4 separate regions of the Homo sapiens genome follow, and regions 1, 2 and 3 are each linked to region 4. A link is a contact called in ENCODE Hi-C or POLR2A ChIA-PET data. All regions are on one chromosome and are shown on one strand. The core of a region is the stretch at or near the end of the contact, and the rest is flanking DNA. Distances in the headings are between cores, read along the strand shown.

What was found. Hi-C counts contacts between places; a loop is a spot of excess contacts on that map. ChIA-PET counts read pairs that join two places held with the same protein, here RNA polymerase II (POLR2A). Pooled maps may share reads with other maps.
Region 1: a loop to region 4 is called in a map of CD4-positive, alpha-beta memory T cell, with 2.6 times the contacts of the local background. The contact joins the promoter of HECW2-AS1 here to the promoter of LINC01825 in region 4. A Hi-C loop is called at or near these places in 3 of 168 maps with a recorded cell type or tissue (CD4-positive, alpha-beta memory T cell and naive thymus-derived CD4-positive, alpha-beta T cell) and 8 of 50 pooled maps. POLR2A ChIA-PET finds 5 or more read pairs at or near these places in 3 of 52 experiments (activated CD4-positive, alpha-beta memory T cell, activated T-cell and activated naive CD4-positive, alpha-beta T cell).
Region 2: a loop to region 4 is called in a map of natural killer cell, with 4 times the contacts of the local background. The contact joins the enhancer-like site here to the promoter of LINC01825 in region 4. A Hi-C loop is called at or near these places in 1 of 168 maps with a recorded cell type or tissue (natural killer cell), 3 of 37 single-sample maps with no recorded cell type and 8 of 50 pooled maps. POLR2A ChIA-PET finds 5 or more read pairs at or near these places in 7 of 52 experiments (CD4-positive, alpha-beta T cell, activated CD4-positive, alpha-beta T cell, activated CD8-positive, alpha-beta memory T cell and 2 more).
Region 3: a loop to region 4 is called in a pooled map, with 3 times the contacts of the local background. The contact joins the enhancer-like site here to the promoter of LINC01825 in region 4. A Hi-C loop is called at or near these places in 1 of 168 maps with a recorded cell type or tissue (GM12878), 3 of 37 single-sample maps with no recorded cell type and 10 of 50 pooled maps. POLR2A ChIA-PET finds 5 or more read pairs at or near these places in 1 of 52 experiments (OCI-LY7).

The regions. Positions count from the first base shown.
Region 1 is chr2:196,258,383-196,261,408 of GRCh38, reverse strand. It overlaps HECW2-AS1 (HECW2 antisense RNA 1), which reads right to left and starts at 1,385. Exons shown (of 3, transcript NR_110226.1): 1 at 1,169-1,385; 2 at 1,037-1,078. The region is part of intron 17 of HECW2 (HECT, C2 and WW domain containing E3 ubiquitin protein ligase 2); the gene reads left to right. RefSeq lists an enhancer at 717-1,916.
Region 2 is chr2:196,158,589-196,162,099 of GRCh38, reverse strand. All of the region lies in intron 2 of STK17B (serine/threonine kinase 17b), which reads left to right. Among named protein-coding and RNA genes, the nearest start is that of STK17B, 11 kb to the left of the region's middle. RefSeq lists an enhancer at 2,590-3,090. Within about 2 kb of position 1,824, at least 13 of the 41 ENCODE cell types and tissues checked have a DNase peak (open chromatin) inside an H3K27ac peak, as active enhancers do; they include CD4-positive, alpha-beta T cell and natural killer cell, where a contact is called at or near this core.
Region 3 is chr2:196,232,314-196,235,445 of GRCh38, reverse strand. All of the region lies in intron 21 of HECW2 (HECT, C2 and WW domain containing E3 ubiquitin protein ligase 2), which reads left to right. Among named protein-coding and RNA genes, the nearest start is that of HECW2-AS1, 26 kb to the left of the region's middle. Within about 2 kb of position 1,450, at least 20 of the 41 ENCODE cell types and tissues checked have a DNase peak (open chromatin) inside an H3K27ac peak, as active enhancers do; they include GM12878 and OCI-LY7, where a contact is called at or near this core.
Region 4 is chr2:195,531,442-195,534,445 of GRCh38, reverse strand. It overlaps LINC01825 (long intergenic non-protein coding RNA 1825), which reads right to left and starts at 1,482. Exons shown (of 3, transcript NR_186609.1): 1 at 1,203-1,482. RefSeq lists an enhancer at 283-332.

The DNA.
Region 1 (3,026 bases), core at 136-2,635, 730 kb before region 4:
ATCATTGAATGTGCCTTGGGATGAGTGGATTCTACCACCACTTTTCTATTTGCAAACTATTGCAGAGCTTTTGTTCTTAGAATAAGCCAGGATATCTTTTATGCATTATTTAGCATGAATGCATAATTTTCTTTTTAAATCCATCTCTTTTATTTTCTCTTTAGCCTGTGGTAATTTACATATACATTACTTAACCCCACTTGATCATTTTCATGATGCAAGTTAATACTGTAAGAGAAAAGGTTTTTTTAATTGCTAAGCGAAGTGTGCGTAAGTGGCAGATGGGGACTGGTGTTATTATCATATTGAACATCAAGGCCCTGACAGCCTAAGGGCAGCCAGGTGTGTTCGCCGTCCCTTTAAAAGCTCACCTCTGATCACTTTGCACCAAGTGCCCTATAAATACAAACATGGGACCCGAAGTCATATGGCAAGATTCAGTCATAAATGTCATCCATCTCATCTAAAATATTATTATATTGTTTCATGTGCTTTGATCATCGAAGTGAAGACACAAAATTTAAAAATTCTTGCAGAGCTTGAGCTTATGTATGCAAATTTCTAGTAGACCAAGGATGCCAGTTTGAGAATCACTGGTCTATAGCATATTGGGCAAATACCTGGTAACCAAGAAGTGGTTCCTTTGTTTTTCTCAGAAAAGATTGGTGACATTTCCAGGACGTCTGCTGACTTCTGTCTGTTCCTCAGCCTTGATCTGCTCTCTTTACAGGCAGTAAACTAATGCCTTCTTTGTTTCTACGTGAAAGGACTTTATAAAGAACTGTTTAGACCGGGAGAAGGTATAAAGCCTAACCACGCTTCAATTAAGTGAACAGAAGAATTTAAATATTTTCACATCAAATGAGAATTACCTTTTAACTTTCTCTCTTCCACTGCACTGTAAGCTCCTTGAAAAGGGACTTTCTCTTACTCCCCATTGGATTCCCAGCGTGTGGTACCATGACTGGCACACAATAGGCACGCAGAAAATGTTCACTGAAAGAATGACTCAATATCAACATAAGAAAGTACTTACTGGTGTGATGTACATCAGACGACATGTTCCAGTGTCTGGTTCCTGAAAGCATATGACCCATAGCTTGTCATTGTGATGAATTAGCTGGCCTGGTAGAAAATTGGTCTCAGCCTGCCTCTCATATGTTCTTACCTGAAAAATCAGACCAGTTGCCTTCACAGACTGCTAGTTTTTATCTGGAAAGTGATGAAAAGTTTCCCATTTGGCATACCTCCTCTGGTGCCTTTGTCCTTTCTTTTTCTCATCCTATCATCCTTGTGACTCAAGAAGCGATGATGTTTTTCTTATTCACAGGAAACTTCCAAGCCGCAGACCAGGGCCTGATATCTACCATCACTCAACTCCTTCTGTGTAGCTCCAGTTAAGGAAGGAGGGGAGAGTGCTCAGCCTGTTTGTTTTTTGTCTTGTTCTGTTTGCCTGGATTCACTGTGTTGATAGACAAAAGAGATAAGCTGCATATTTGTGGGAGATAGCTTTTGATTCTTCAAGATCAAAGCATGGTGTTACTGACCCTTATAAGAGTAGTTCTTTGGTTAAGTTATTATTCATTTTTCTTCAAGATAACTTTCCTCTGATTTAGCTTTTATCAGCCAACATTTACATCTCTTATCAGAAAAACCATTCACCAGATAATGGGCCTGGGTTTCCATCACGTGTTTCAGATGTATGATTCCAAAACTTGAGGGAAAATGTTCTGCCTGGTTCAAGCCTTCACTGAAATAACCTTAAGCAGAGAGAGGCTGGCCTTCTGAGCAACTCCTTTACGTACATGCCTACCACTAATTTCTAATAGTCTTTAAAAAAAAAATAGTAGTTAGCTGCTGGCAATAAAGTACAGAAAGGAAAGTTTGGCAAATACTAAAGATTAGCTGCTTCATCTATCATATAAAATGGATCTAGCCAGAAGAAACCAAGGACTGAACTCTGTTTGTCATACCTCATAAGCTGTGTGGCTAAGGGCAAATCCATTGACTTTTCTATGCATTAGGGAATTTTTCATGTGAACATGAAACCTTGCCTTCCACCTCAGTGCCTTCAAGTCAGCAAGCAATCTTAAGAAAAATATTTCAAATTTGGGAATATAAAAATCAGTGCAACTTGGCCAGGCATGGTGGCTTACGCCTATAATCCCAGCATTTGAGAGGCCAAGGCAGGCAGCTCACATGAGGCCAGGAGTTTGAGACCAGCATGGCGAACATGGCAAAACCCCATCTCCACCAAAAGTACAAAAATTAGCTGGGCGTGGTGACACATGCCTATAATCCCAGCTACTCAAATGTCTGAGGCAGGAGAATCATTTGAACCCAGGAGGCAGAGGTTGCAGTGAGCCAAGATCATGCCACAGCACTCTGGCCTGGACGACAGAGTAAGGCCCTGTCTCAAAACAAACAAACAAAAAAATCAGTGGAACTTTGTGAAAATATCAAGTAGAAAAACAAGTTGCTTGTAGATAAGAACTAAATCTAAATAAATACTTGTATCAGTGATTGGTATTTTACTTTATGGTATAGGAATCAGAATATATTGTCCATAGCACTCAGAATAAAATTGCATATTTGCATTATCCTGTATATTCCAATGAAATAGAATGATTTTAGTACCATAATTTGTGTTTTTATATTTTTCTTCATCTTATAAAAGTTAATATGGTGTGCTTTGAAATAGCATGATGTAAATAAGGGAAGAAAGCAACTAGGAAAAAAATTATTAAAATTGTATTCATATAACAAATTGAAAATAGTGACATGATGATGACTCATCAAACAAAAAAGAAAAAAGCTGGTATCACATTTACCTATAACAAAATAATGGTAGAAATAACTCACCTTGTGTTTGATATGTATATGTATATATACATTTGCACAGGTATGCACACAATCTATTTCACCAACTGTTGTAGCAAAGTATTTCAGTTTTTTCTTTATTTAAAAAAGGCATATGCTTTTACACTGAATATATACATATGCTTTTACACTGAATATATAATGCA
Region 2 (3,511 bases), core at 575-3,074, 630 kb before region 4:
GTCATCATGTATTTTCAGTTTGATTTTAGTTCTGGAGGTAAATGTTTTGTTGTATGTTAAATGGTTTACTAAGTCCATATTTGTGTTGATAAATGTGCAGCAAAACAATGTGATTGATTTTTGTCTTTGAAAATCTCGATGTGAGAAGAAAAGTTGACTGAATCATGAAAAGTAATTTCATTCTTGGTGGCCTTTTACCTTAAGGGCAGAGGCAAGTCCTGGCTTTTTCACGTTGCAGATGTTGGATGCAGCCTTTCTTTTGCAAAATAAGAATTATAATATCTGGCCAGGTGTGGTGACTCACGCCTGTAATCCCAGCATTTTGGGAGGCCGAGGAGGGTGGGTCACGAGGTCAGGAGTTCGAGACCACCCTTGCCAACATAGTGAAACCCTGTGTCTACTAAAAATACAAAATTAGCCAGGCATGGTGGCGTGTGCCTGTAGTCCCAGCTACTCAGGAGGCTGAGGCAGAAGAATCACTTGAACCCGGCAGGTGGAGGTTGCAGTGAGCCGATATCATGCCACTGCACTCCAGCTTGGGCAACACAGTGAGACTTTGTCTCAAAAAAAAAAAAAAAAAAAAAAAAAGAATTATAATATCTACCTCACTGACCAAGAATTAAATACAAAAGCACATTTCATAATTCCTGGCATACTAATTTAATGTGCAAAATATTTGGGTGTTTTAATGGTGTATTAAAAGATAGAGTTTTTAGAACCTTTTAAAATGTTTTTAAGAAATTGTTCTAAATCTTAATTACTTCATTTTGCATTATAATAGGAAGAAAGGTTTTTTTTTTCTTTTTTTCTTTTTCTTTTTTTTAAGTTTCCTGTATCTCACATTGAACCATAGAATCTCTGCATTGGAAAGACTTCAGTGGTCCGTGGTCTTACTAATACAATGTTTGTATGCAGCGCAGCAATCTTTCCTATAATTTCCCGAACAAACTGTTATCCAGCCTCAGTTTGAATGCTTCAGCGATGGGGAAATGAATATTATGCAAGTCTTGAACAGTACACACAATAAAAGTCACTTTCTTTTCTATTTTTCTGAGTTACTATTTGATGAGTAAATTTACTTACATTTTTTAAATTAACTTTTCAAAATTGGGGACATTATAGGAGCTAAAAAATCTATAAAGTATTTTTGCTTTGAGGGCTTTGGATAATTTAAACTTTGAGGATGATATTAGTAATTCTAAATTGCTTTATAAATGAGGTGCCACCATAAATAAAGTTGAATTAGGCATACTTTTTAGAATTTTAGATCAAAAACTCATGATAGAATTTGATTAAAGCAAATTTAGATTGATTGCTAAATTCCCATTTTAAAATATCTTTATGAAAGAGACCAAGTAACATCTTTCTTTTGAATTGATATGGGCTAATGAGTCACATGGTAAATATTGATATGTTTAATTATTAGATCTTGATAAATTAGAAATCATGGCTTTTCATCTGCCAAGAATGTACTGAAAGTTCTTTCAATATTGTTACCAATTTTAATATCCTATGCTTTTGTGAAATGGAAATTAGAATCATAATCATTTCTTCTGAGGTTTGCACATTTTGAAAGTTATCTTTCTGAATCAACTTTTTTATTTCAGAGTGTTAGTGTTTAATAATTCATTTTCCTTTAGCAAATTAAAGGAAATTATGTAAAAGTTAACAGTTCATTTTTTACTATTCTCAAAAAACTTGAATTGTTCCTGTTTTTTAACATGTTGGGTAAGTTTTTTCTACCCCTCCCCCAACTGAGGCAAAGGTTTCATAGGACTTCTTGTGGTTAGAAGGGTGAGGCAGATTCAGAAATAAACGTCAGCTTCCTTTGTGGCTTACCCTCCCGCCTCCTTTCACATTTTATTGTGTATTCTAGAATGCAGAAGGGGAATGCAGAAGGGTAACTACTAGACCTTTTCGCTGCTGGGAAATCTAGTTAGCCTTGCCTTTTTAGGGTATAACTTAAGGATTATTTTTAAATGCTTTAACTTTTCTTAAATGTTTCAATTACATTTGGAATAGAAACATATTTTAAAGATCATTTTTTATACTTTTAAACTATAGCATTTTAGAATGGAAAACAAATATTTGGTTTTTTTCCTAAGTCATCTGATAATTATGGTAAAAATGTTTACCTTCATAGTATATAAATGAATACACACGCACACATATATATAATTTTATTGGAATCTCAATCTTTTAAGAAATACAAACACTTTAAGTACAGGATACAGAATAGCACAGTATATGGTATTATAGTGGGTACATATTTCTGGCATTCATTCAACAGATATTTCAGTTCCTATTATGTGTTAACAAACTGTAGATTTTATAATTACCATAATAATTAGGACAGATATGGTCCCTGCCCTCATGGAGCTTTTACTTAGTGGTGAACGTTGACAAATAAATAAATCATTATCCACATCATTTGGTCACCTTTGCCCTGGATTAATGAGTACTATACTTGTTTAAGAAAGCCTCTTGGGCTGGTGCAGTGGCTCATGCCTGTAAAATTTCAACACTTTGGGAGGCTGAGGCAGGAGAATCGTTTGAGCCCAGGAGTTTGAAACCAGCCTGGGCAACATAGGGAGACACTGTCTGTACAAATTATGTAAAAAATTAGCCAGGAGTGGTGGTGCGTGCCTGTGGTCCCAGCTACACAGGAGGCTGAAGTAAGAGAATCTTCTGAGCCTGGGAGGTTGAGGCTGCGGTGAGCTGAGATCCTGCCACTGCACTCCATCCTGGGTGATAGAGTCGAGACCCTGTCTCAAAAAAAAAAAAAAAACAACCTCTTGGTAATACCTGGAACAATTAGATAAGAAGTGTTATTTACAGATAAAATAAATAATAAAATTATTGCAGAACTGAATTGTCACAAGCACTACTATAAACTGTTTTTTCAGATGCACAGTTTTCTTGGCTAACTAGTTTCTGTTTCCTAAATTTTACAAGTGAATTTCTTTATAAAGCCCAAAATTTCCTTCCTGTTTTAGTCAAGTTTTTGCTTCGAAATCTAAGTAAGAATTGATAGAAGCAAGTGAGTTACACTTCTTTAACAAAACTGTTTTTTTGTTTTTTTTTTTTTTGAGACACAGTCTTGCTCTGTCCCCCAGGCTGGAGTGCAGTGACGTGGTCTCAGCTCACTGCAACCTCCGTCTGCCGAGTTCAAGTGATTCTCCTGCCTCAGCTTCCTGAGTAGCTGGGATTACAGGCATGTGCCACCAAGCCCGGCTAATTTTTTGTATTTTTAGTAGAGACGGGATTTCATAGTGTTAGTCAAGATGGTCTTGATCTCCTGACCTCTGGATCTGCCCGCCTTGGCCTCCCCAAGTGCTGGTATTACAGGCATGAGCCACCACGTCTGGCCCAACAAAACTATTTTAAAGGGAGGAATTGTTTTATAGTGATTAGAACAGAAAGTTAGGAATTCACATTTCACAGTTTTATTCTTGAGGCTCCGATTCCATTTATGAGCTTTCATGAGGTATTTAATCTTATTCTGACTCAA
Region 3 (3,132 bases), core at 201-2,700, 700 kb before region 4:
CACAATACTAGAGATGTATGTATTCAATTTAGAAATACAAAAATAAGGCCAGGCGTGGTGGCTCACACCTGTAATCCCAGCACTTTGGGAGGCTGAGGCAGGCAGATCACGAGGTCAGGAGATTGAGACCATCCTGGCTAACTCATGGTGAAACCCCGTCTCTAATAAAAATACAAAAAAATTAGCTGGGCATGGTGGTGAGTGCCTGTACTCCCAGCTTCTAGGGTGGCTGAGGCAGGAGAATTGCTTGAACCTGGGAGGCAGAGCTTGCAGTGAGCTGAGATCACACCACTGCACTCCAGCCTGGGCGACAGAGCGAGACTGGGTCTAAAAACAAAAAAAAAATACAAAAATAATCCTAGAGTCTATAAATACAAATACTTTAGTTGATTAGTTCATCACCAACTAAGATCACATTTTATATTATGCTTTGGCTTTTTACAAAAAGTAGGTAGTTTCTAAGCCCTATCTTGTAACTAGTGATTTAATTTGGTTAGAGCTGGAGGTTTTGCTTTAGTCATGAAAATTTCCACACAACTTAATCTGGTTATCTGCCTTTGCAAAGTTGTGGGGAAGGGAGATCGGCAGTGGTGGAGTGGCTGAAAACTGAGTCATCTTGACTGAATGTGGCGTGAAATTGCACGCAGGGGTTGCCTATTTCTGCTGGGCATCAGTCTACTAAGAAGTTGCTTCTCTAGGGTTGAGGTCAATGAAATACTACATATTCTCCAGTGAATTATTCTACGTATTTTCCAGCTCTATTATTATACTGCACATTCTCCAGTGTATTATTTTCTTTTGAATTAAAAGTCCTAGCAACTAAAGTTATATGATTTAAAAAGTTACCTAGATGCTAGGCATGGTGGCTCATACCTATAATCCCAGCACTTTGGGAGGCCAAGGTGGGAGTATTGCTTCAGGCGAGGAGTTCCAAACTAGATTGGGCAACATAGTGAGACCCCATTTCTATAAAAAATAAATAAATAAATAATTAGCTGGTTGTGATGGCTTGTGTCTGTAGTCCTAGATACTTGGGAGGCTGAGGCAGGAGGATCGCTTGAGTCCAGGAGCTCAAGGTTACAGTGAGCTACGATTGTGCCACTGTACTCCAGCCTGGGTGACAGAGCAAAACCCTGTCACCCTGTCTCTTTAAAAAAAAAAAAAAACTGGATTAGACTGTTGTGTTCTGATAAGGCGTGGGGCCACTAATTTCTTAATACCCAAAACATTAAAGAAATAGTGGCCTGCGTAAAGAGAGGAGGTTTACACTGTGATTGCCCTGCCTCTTTTTCTCCATGGCCAACCCTGTAAAAGGCACCTTTCTTAAGAAAGAATGAGTTTATTATGTGTGAGGTGCCATCAATATGACATCAATCATGTCTTGCAGAGCCACACTTTGACTGGGGTGGAGATGTGTACAAGCAGTTTTAGTTTGGGAGTTTAAGAACTTCCTGTAATATCTTCCTTTTGAGCTTTCTGTAACTCCCCTGAGACAGGCAAATGAAAGCAACTAGGGAGGATGAGATCTGAAGGAGTTTTCTTCAGTCTCTGCTTATAAAGTAACCAACCAGTTCTTACATATGACTGGTCAGATCCTCACTAGAAGCTGTTTGAGGCCCTGAGCTTGGTCATTAATTTCTCAGAAATCTGTGAAGCTTCAAGGTACACTTTATGGTGTTCCCTTTTTTTCTTCCAAAAAGAGACATTCACAGGATAACCTAAATTACCCAAACCTTTCTAAAGAAGGATGCTTCTGTATCTAGGCTTTGGTTTGGTAGCACCTGGTAAGACTTTGTTTATCATATCAAAATACCTTACTCACCTACCAGGCTTTCTTAATTGGCTCAAGAACTAACACCTTGCTGCTATAAATATCTGAGGGTGAATCAGAAGGTGTGTAGGCCATGTGTGCCTGAACCAACTTGTAGGAAATGGTGTGACTTCCCAAGGCCATCATCTTCTTTCATTTTATAGTCTGCTTTCATTAGAATACTTAGTTTTCAGTAATTCTTAGTTGAAAATAAAGAATGGGAGAATAAAATTTGTTATTTTAACAAATTTTGGGTGCCACTGACAACTTGGGTGGAGTGCCAACCCAGCCATGTGATGATATTTAAAATGCTCTATCAGCACTTGGGGCTCCAGACTACATGGCCACCCTGGAGACATCTGTGCTTATTCGGAAATGCCCTCAGATGCAGCTGTTGTGCGGCTACACACCCGTCGTCCAGAGTTTTTATATTTCCGTGCCAAGCCTTTAGCTGTGGAACCAACCTAACTGGCAAAACAGGAATGTAACAGACAATCCCTGTGATATGAGTCATATTAACTATTTATATGAAAGAAGTTGCTAAGACATTACAGGAAGCAAAGGCATGATGTACCCTGCTGTGACATGTTTTACTGAGTTAGCTAGGCTTATTTATAAATTGTAATCTACAACCTGCTCTCAGATAGGCAGTTCTAAGCTTTGGATTATAATCAAATCAAAGTTTAAGACTATTTTGGCTTTAGAGGTGACTCCATCAGTGCTTCTAGAGTTAAAAGTCAGCAGATAAAAACTTGACCAGTTGAAGACACATTTTCTCCTAGAGGAACTAACTGTTAGCTCTGTTTTTGCTTGGGAAAACAAGACTTTTCATTTTCAGTTTAATTCCTCAGGGAACATTCATCTCATCTTCAGCCAGATTCAGCTATCATCATAAAAAGGGAACTAATCAGTGAGGTCAGTCTTTGTTGTTTTAGCAAACTTTACCACCTGAGAAGATATTACATGTTAAACTTTCTAAGCATAATTTACTTGATGATTTCTGACAATGTTTTCAAATTGAGCAACCTTTCAGGGATTGGTATAACCTGTTCATGTCATTGAATCAATATACCACTCAAAGGCAAATGTGCAAATCTGCTAGATACCAAATAACAATGTAAGCAATGTTGATTTTTCTTTAGAAAGCATCAAAGAGCTCCACTCATTGATTCAACAATATATATTGAGCCCCCACTGTGTATCAGGCTAGGTACAGATATAAAAATGAGTAAAACATGGTCCCTGCCCCAGTGTAGTTACAGACTAGTATGTATGTATAGGGGAGGCAGGCACATAGACAGATAATTGTAATGCACTCTATA
Region 4 (3,004 bases), core at 233-2,732:
TTATCCCCTGGGACTTGATGATTCAGTACTGCCACAGATCCTGGATTTGTTGGCTAAGCACACCCATGGAGAGAGGCATGGGAGAATGGAAAGGTAGCTGTAGCAGAGAGAGGAGAGTAGCAGTGGTGCCTTAGAGGATGCTTCCTCTTCCTTTGCAGGATTTCAGTCTCATGAGAGTGACCCTTCTGTGTGTCGATGAGTCGCCAGGGAGGGGTTTGCGAATGCTGGGTACAAGTTTACCTGCTGACTGCTGCCCCTTTCAGCAACCTGTTGCCAGTCATTTGTTAGGAACCACTGTGATCTCTTGTAGCTGAATCAGACACCCACAAGAGACCACAGATACGCCTTGCTCTGCCACGTAGTGGGAAAGAATGTCTCTCTTCTATTTTGAGTTACACTTAGATTTTTTGCTCGTGGACTCTTTCCCCCCTGTGACTTAGACATGAAAACTTGTGGAGCTGGCATGGGGACAAAGCAGACATGACATTGGACTCAGAGACACCACTCTCCTCTAGTGGCCAAATCTTTGTGTCTGACTTCTTGTTCTGATAGGATGAGCTATTTTCCTTTCTTCTTTTCTTTTCTTTTTTGTATTTTTTGCTTTCAGCCAACTCACAGCAGGATGAATTCTTTTCTAAGGGACTCATGGTTGTTCACACAAAATGACCTGTGGATAACCAAGCTACTAGCTTGCCAGGCATATCTATATTTGTTGGAACCTCGGGAGTGGGCACAATTTAACACAAATGGAAATTTGAATACACAAGTTATTAATGAAATGTCAAATCTACCCTTTACTGTCCTTGACTCTATAAGATGTAAATAATTAGAATTCTAAGATTTGCCTGTAATCTGGGAAATTTATTTTAGAAAAATCTCTCTGAATATGACATAACATGGAGTCAAATGTCAAGGGAGAGAAAAAAATGGCATAGATGATATGGGAAGAATGGTAGGATAAAACATTTCAAAGAAATATTTTTAACCCCTTCTGGCTTAAGAGGAAAATTACATTTTTGCAAAATAGTCACAACATGATGCACTGATATTTTGTAAATAAACTGTAACTTTAAATTTAGTTTTAGAAAAACCAGTGTGGACAACAGAAAACTTCGACTTATATAAAACTATAAAAGAATGTTATACTATGTTAAACTATAAAAGAAAACCAATTGTAATACAGTATGGAGAAGACTACATACCTAATTGTATCAGTCTCTTTTCACTTTCATTTTCAAGGTTATCACCCTTCAGTGAAGATAAACACTACTAAAAGCTTGTCAGCTCTTTTTGAGACAGGATAAAGGATTTGTTTCTTTGCCTGTCTCAAGGAGATAGATGTGGACTTCAGTGTCCTTCTATAAAGCAGTCGAAGAGCCTAAACAAGATGAAGTGGCAGCATGTTGATGGAGTATATTCGAAGGTGACAAGCAGCCTTGCAGACAGTTCTGCAAACAAGACTTCAGAGAGCTCTTACGATAGGAAAAAAAAAAAGTGCCCTTCCAAGGTTAGAAGTTAGGAATGCATTGTGCCTTTAAGAAGGCCAGCCCACAGATGAGGACGTGGAGTTTTCTTTTGCCTGAAGGGCATTTTCTTTTTAAAAATGATAGACATATCCTAAACATTAATTTAGAGTTTTCAGAGAATGAAATAGGCTTCAGAATTTTTTTTTTAAAGATTAGAATCGGAGAGTTCTTTTACAGGAAATACCACAATTTACAATTTCTTTGGCAAAGTGTGAACTGGGTAGCTCTTTGAACATTAGAGATGGTTAGAGCTGTGAAAGTTTTAAGATATTATCTGGTCCAATTGCTTCTTTTAAGAGAATAGAAAGGTGAGACCCAGAGAGTGTTAAATAACTTGGAGTAAAAGGTAAAAGGGATAGTGTGTAGGCAGGACCAGACTAATATTTTTATTTCTGGTCTTGTAAGTTTCATTGAATCATTCTGTGCAATACTGAATATACACTATGTCATGCAAAATTACAGAACTCTGTGTGTGTGTGTGTGTGTGTGTGTGTGTATGTGTGTGTGAGATAGAGAGACAGAGAGAAAGAGAGAGAGACTAATCAATAAGCCTGTTTGGCTACCATGTAGTGGCTGCCATTTTTTCCTTCTGTTTGGGCTCCCCGATGGGTAGTACTTTTGTGGGACATTCTCTCCTAAAAACACATGGCCACCATTTTCTCTATATACTTCATTGGAGCCCTCAAGGTGCTAATAGTGTCCTGTGAACTGGGGGAAATTACCTCTACACTTCTGCTCCTTTTTGTCTTAAACTCTGTTTGAATGCTCTATGGGTAGACTTTTAACATTTTTTTATAATGTAAAGTTTTTGGTATTAGCTGTCATGGAGCATAAGACTAATTTGATTTCCTCCCACTCTTCTATTACTGTAATTTCCATGGCTCAGTGGCTTCTGGCATCCATACAATGGACAGTTGGCAGGAATTAGAGTGACGTGGGGGACTGCTTGTTGCTTACTGCTTGAGTAACTTTTATTATTTCCAGTGGGTGCAAAAGAAATCAAAGGGCTATAGCTATATATGCATTTTTTTCCTTGGGTAAATTTGGGCCTCTAGGGGAGTCAAGAGTCTTGGCAAGAAATCTATCTTGACTGGCCAGCGATTGATACAAGAGTGGGTTAGGGAAAAAACCTGTGCTATTCTCTTCACTTCTCCTGCCATGTGATCCTGAGCAAGCAACTTAATTCCTTAAAAATGTACTTTTGTCATTTGTGATACAGGAATGATAAGAGTAGCTCCCTCAAAGGTCTGTTTTGGATAAAAAAAGACTGCATTAAGACATCTTGTATCACACTGCCTCAATAAACATTGTTATCAGTGTTCCCTACTATTCCTTTCAGCAGGCAAAAAGACTGGCAAGGATTAGGGGTTGCAGGGAAAATATTTGCAAATAACATACAATAAAAAACTTAAATCCAGAATGTATAGAGAACTCTTACAAAAATAAGAAAACAAATGGCCCAGTTCAAAAATGGGCAA